Regions from separate parts of the Mus musculus genome. Here region 2 is linked to region 1. The links are chromatin loops, found by intact Hi-C in ENCODE. Cell type or tissue: heart. All regions are shown on one strand.

Evidence for each region. A loop is a pair of places that touch in the nucleus more often than their neighbours do. Peaks named below come from ENCODE experiments on the same cell type or tissue, not always from the same donor. Only the 100,000 strongest peaks of a DNase experiment are listed, where the experiment ranks them.
Region 2: it touches region 1 in a loop (4-fold over the local background); 6 of 42 quality-filtered maps call a loop at or near these places.

Annotation. Positions count from the first base shown.
Region 1 is chr19:4,441,363-4,443,862 of GRCm38, reverse strand. It overlaps A930001C03Rik (RIKEN cDNA A930001C03 gene), which reads right to left. Exons shown (of 3, transcript NR_045990.1): 2 at 75-121. Among named protein-coding and RNA genes, the nearest start is that of Rhod, 3.2 kb to the right of the region's middle. In heart, CTCF peaks have their summits at 1,210 (motif pointing right) and 2,417 (motif pointing left); DNase peaks (open chromatin) are centred at 1,222 and 2,002; H3K4me3 peaks cover 389 bases; H3K27ac peaks cover 954 bases.
Region 2 is chr19:4,337,051-4,339,550 of GRCm38, reverse strand. The region is part of intron 12 of Kdm2a (lysine (K)-specific demethylase 2A); the gene reads left to right. Among named protein-coding and RNA genes, the nearest start is that of Grk2, 32 kb to the right of the region's middle. In heart, a CTCF peak has its summit at 1,150 (motif pointing left); a DNase peak (open chromatin) is centred at 1,170.

The sequences.
Region 1 (2,500 bases):
TGCAGCGGGGAGCTGCTTAGGAGGAGGCATCTTCCAGGTCCTGTCCTGCAGGACAAAGACCTGGGTCTGCTTACCTGCAGTATGAGAAGTCACTGTACTCTCGGGGCCTCAGTTTCTGCAACTGAAAATGAGAGTTTTAGACAAGTTAGCTCACAAAAGGCTCCTCACACCTCCAGCTTTATGTTTTTAAATTTTAAAGATTTTTCATTTTACATTTAGATTTTGCTTGAATGTCTATGTACCATGTGTCTGCCCCCTGTCCACAGAGGCCAGAAGAGAGCATAGAATCCCCTGAAACTGGAGTTACTGGCTGTATGCTACCCACCTGGTGCTGGGAACCGAACACAGGTCCTCTGCAAGAGCAACAAGTGCTCCGAGCCACTGAGCTGTCGCTCTGCCTTCCTGTCTCTCTCTCTCTCTCTCTCTCTCTCTCTCTCTCTCTCTCTCTCTCTCTCTCTCTCTCTCTCCCTCTCTCTCTTTTTAAGATACAGAGCCTCACAGATATGGAGGTAGTCTCAAATTCACTATATAAGCCAAGCACAGTGGCACACGCCTTTAATCCCAGCATTTGGGAGGCAGAGGCAGGCAGATCTCTGAGTTGGAGGCCAGCCTGGTCTACAGAGTGGGTTCCAGAATAGCCAGGGCTACAGAGAGACCTTGTCTTAAAAAGAAAAAAAAAATCACTTTGTAGATAAGGATAACACCAAACTCCATTTTCTCCTGCCTCTGCTTCCCACATGCTGTGATTAGAGACATTTGTTACCACCCTGGCAGAATTTTTGAAGATTATGCATGAACAAACTCTGGAACTCAATGATGGGGTCTAAGGCTTAGCTCCTCCAACTTCCAGCCAGACCTTAGTCAAGCTATTTCTCCTCTTCCAGCCTCTTGTTTCTTCATTTTTCAAAGGTGCATAGGAATCATATATACGTCAAAGGACAGACTAAAATGTCATGTGCCAAGTGTCTGGCACACAACAGGTGCTAGGTTTATGTGAGGGCAAAGTTTTGAGTGGCATAGTCTGTGCTGAGCCCAAGGGCTTCTGGAATCTGATGATTGGAACTAAAGAGAGAAGCCATGAAGTGCACACACAAAGGCTTGAGGAAATCTACCCAAGCCTTCCCAAAGGCAAGACCATATCCACACAAACACCCAGTACCCTAGGCCAGGAACCCCAGAGGAAAGCCCAAGGAATAACCTGCAGAGAGCAGAGCGGCCACACGGTGGCAGTAAAGAATCAGAACAGCCTGTGATGCCTAGCTGCAGGGGATTATAGAAGGGGGGCCAGAAAATGGGGCAGAAAGTTAGGTTTGTTCTTGGAGCAAGTAGAGAGTGGAAGGTAATGACTTCTTTGCAGAACACACCCCCGCCTCTTGTCACATGTTGTGTGCACTTCTCCTTCATCTGTTTGCTTATTTATGCACTTATTATTCTTTTTGAGACAGGGTCTCACTACATAATCATGGCTGGCCTGGAACTTGCTATGTAGACCAGGCTGTCCTTGAACTCACAGAAAACCACTGCCTACTGAGTTCCTGGGGTTACAGGCATGTGCCACCACAGCACTCAGCCATTTGGCCAGCCTTGTTCTTTCAAACCCCCTTTTCCGTCCTTCTCTTCTTCCTTCCTGCCCCCTCTGCTTCCTCTGTCCTTTACTCCCTCTTTTCTTCACTTATCCTTTCCTTTCTCTTGCTATGTTTGTCCAGCCAGCCTGTCAATTAGACATAATATCCGGAACCACAGCTGGCGCCAGTCTGAGATAGTCTGGGGTACAGAAATGGGTCAGCTGTGGCCCCTGCTCTGAGGGGGTCATGGCTCTGCTGGAGACCTGCAGCACCAATAACAACATTCCAGACCGTTGCTGGCCCCACCTCCCCGGCCACTCTGAGGCCTCCAGGGCAGTCACATGCTACACGGGGTTCATAAAGGATTCTCGGCTTGGAATTGATGGGGCCTGAAGGGGGGCTGAGTCACTCACGGCCGGAAGTCAGCAGCAGCCACAGTAAACAGAAAAACAGCAAACAGCAAGCACCCCAGTGAGGCCAACTGTGTGGCCACCCCACCCCACTCCAAAAATAAACGTCAGGAAAACATTGTAGTCCAGAGTCCAGCAATGTCAGATTTGGGGAAATTCCTGGCTACCAGGGCAGATGGCCATGGGTCAGTGACTGACTGATACGCTTTTCCCAGGAGCCTGAACATAGAATGTTGATGAGGCTGGCCCAATCCAAGCAGCTGCCTCCCTCTGGGGTTCAATCCCCAAGTCTCCAAAACAAGAAGTAGAAACCTACTTCACAGTGTGAGAGCTGACAGCAATAATGTACAAGAACTGAGATTTGGGGACAGCCGTAGGGTCCCCCTTAAGAAGTCACCAGTTTCCTTCTCTGCAAAATGGAACTAGCAAATCCTGCCTCCTGGTGGACAGTCCCTGAATAGCAGCTATCACCCATTAGTATGTGTTGTTATTATGAGGTATACAAAGAAACTATAACGTGTGACA
Region 2 (2,500 bases), 100 kb after region 1:
TATCAGCTGCCATGCTTGGCCTTTGTATGGAGATCAGGAGAGAATGTAGAAAAAATAAAAGGAAGCAGCAGTAAAGCAAGCGGGTGAGTTAAGGGGAGGCTTCCAAAGGACTCCAATCGTATGAAAATCACACAGAACTTCTATTTATCAAGAATTACTAGGAACTATAGCTGTCAATACTGGCTGAGACACATTGTGGCCTATGTCTGAATAGACTGACAGTGTTTAGATTCTTGTTTCAGGACTTCATTCATACCTCCTCTTGTTTACCTCAAATGAGATGTTAAAATGCAGCCTCTGGGGGTCTGGAGAGATGGCTCTGACTGTGCTTCCAGAGGTCCTGAGTTCAATTCCCAGCAACCATATGGTGGCTCGCAACCATCTGTAATGGAATCTAATGCCCTCTTCTGGTATGTCTGAAGAGAGTGACAGTGCACTCACATATATTAAATCAATCAATCAATCAATCTTTTTTTTTTTTTAATGCAGCCTTGGGGCTGGAGAGATGGCTCAGCAGTTAAGAGCACTGATTGCTCTTCTGAAGGTTGTGAGTCTGAAGGCCCTGAGTTCAAATCCCAGCAACCACATGATGGCTCACAACCATCCGTAATGAGATCTAATGCCCTCTTCTGGGGTGTCTGAAGACAGCTACAGTGTACTTACATATAATAAATCAATAAATCTTTAAAATAAAATAAAATAAAAATGCAGCCTTTATAGAGCTGGGCATGGCATGTTGCTCACCTGAAATATCTACTCAAAAGGTAGAGGGTCGGTTGAGCCTAGGAGTTGCAGATCAGTCTGGTCAACAAAATAGGATCCCTTTCAAAAATACAAAGAAAATACTGAATCCAGTCTTAGAGAACAGTTATATCCATCAGTTGTGTGTAATGAGAGTTTTACAAAGTTCAGAGCTTAAATTTAATAATCTGAGCATCAACAAGAACAACAACAAAAAAGCATTGAGTCTGGCAGAGTTTTAGTCCAACCCTCCCTTTTTTAAGGCATTTGAAGGGGCTAGATTGGTGACCCAGCAGTTAAAAGCACTTGCCACTTTGCCTATTCTTTCAAGAGAATCCAAGTTTGGTAGTCAGCATCCATGTTGATTGGCTTACTCCGGCTAAGCCTGTCTCTAGCAGTCTGGCTCCCTCTTCTGGCCTAAACTCTGCACTACTCATACACATGCCCTTATACACAATTAAAAATAAGGTGCCCCACCCCTTTCTTTTTAAGGCAAGGTGACAGTTCCTGCCTATAAATGCCAAGCACTCAGAAGGCTGGAACAAGGTCGAGTTTGAGAGCAGTCTGGGCTATAGAGTAAGACCTTGTCTCAAACAACACCACTGACAAAATAGAATAATTTGGTTGGGTAGGTGTCAAAACACTATACTGATTGGAACTCTGCAACACTGGAGAACTTAGCACGTATGTCCTAGTGGCTAAGTTGCAGGTGGAATCAAAAGGAAGCAGTTTATTCTTTTATGCAGAAAGAAATTATATATTGTTACAATCTATCTGCTTCTCAGAAATAGTGAATGATGCTATAGCCATAACTACATATTTCCTTGAAGAAAAGTCCATTTTAGTGCGGTGATGAAGAACTTTCAACATTCTAAAATGTTAAGTTTTACAGTGTTGAAGAATCATAGAGTATAGAGTTAGAATGGGATTAATTGGGGAAAAAACTAGAGCATTTAAAGAGTATGAGTTTATGGATAAAGTAAATCAGCATGGAATATATATAACAAAAAGGCAGAAGGTGAAACTGTATAGTATGGCTCCATTCATAGAAGTAGCTTATTGCAAAGGGCTTTTGTTTTTTGTTTTGGGGGTTTGTTTGTTTGTTTTTTGTTTTGTTTTGTTTTGTTTTTTTCCAGACAGAGTTTCTCTGTTTGCCCTGACTGTCCTGGAACTCACTCTGTGCCACCACTGCCTGGCGCAAAGAGTTCTTAAAAGTACATTCTAAGCTGCTGTGAACAGAACACTAGAAAGATGATGACAATCAACTGGAAGAATTTAATTGGACTTTATTGCTTTGTTTATATCTGTTTTGGTTTATTTTGCTGATAAAGAATCCTCAGTGTGTATACACATATGAACCAATCATACTTTGCAACATTAAGTTAAATTATATATTATATAAAATATATCTATCAAATTGTTAAAATTAATAATAAGACTGAAAGTGGATTTCAAACATAGTAGCTAGTCACAAATCTATGAAATTCATTTATTCTGGTACTAGTCTTGTTCCCTGGGGCCTTCAAGTCCATTTGTAGAATGGGCATTCAAGTAGGCTAAGTACATATATTGTGCATTTCCTATGCACAAGGCTCAGAGCAAACTCTGAGGGAAGATGAGAGAGTTTATCCTAAATAAGGAGGAAGTACCAGTCTTCTCATTTCACCAGCTAAAACTGTCCTGGTAGATGAATCAAATTGATTATAATAACATTCCATAAATACTAACAGCTTTCAGTTTATTAATTGGGAAATCATTC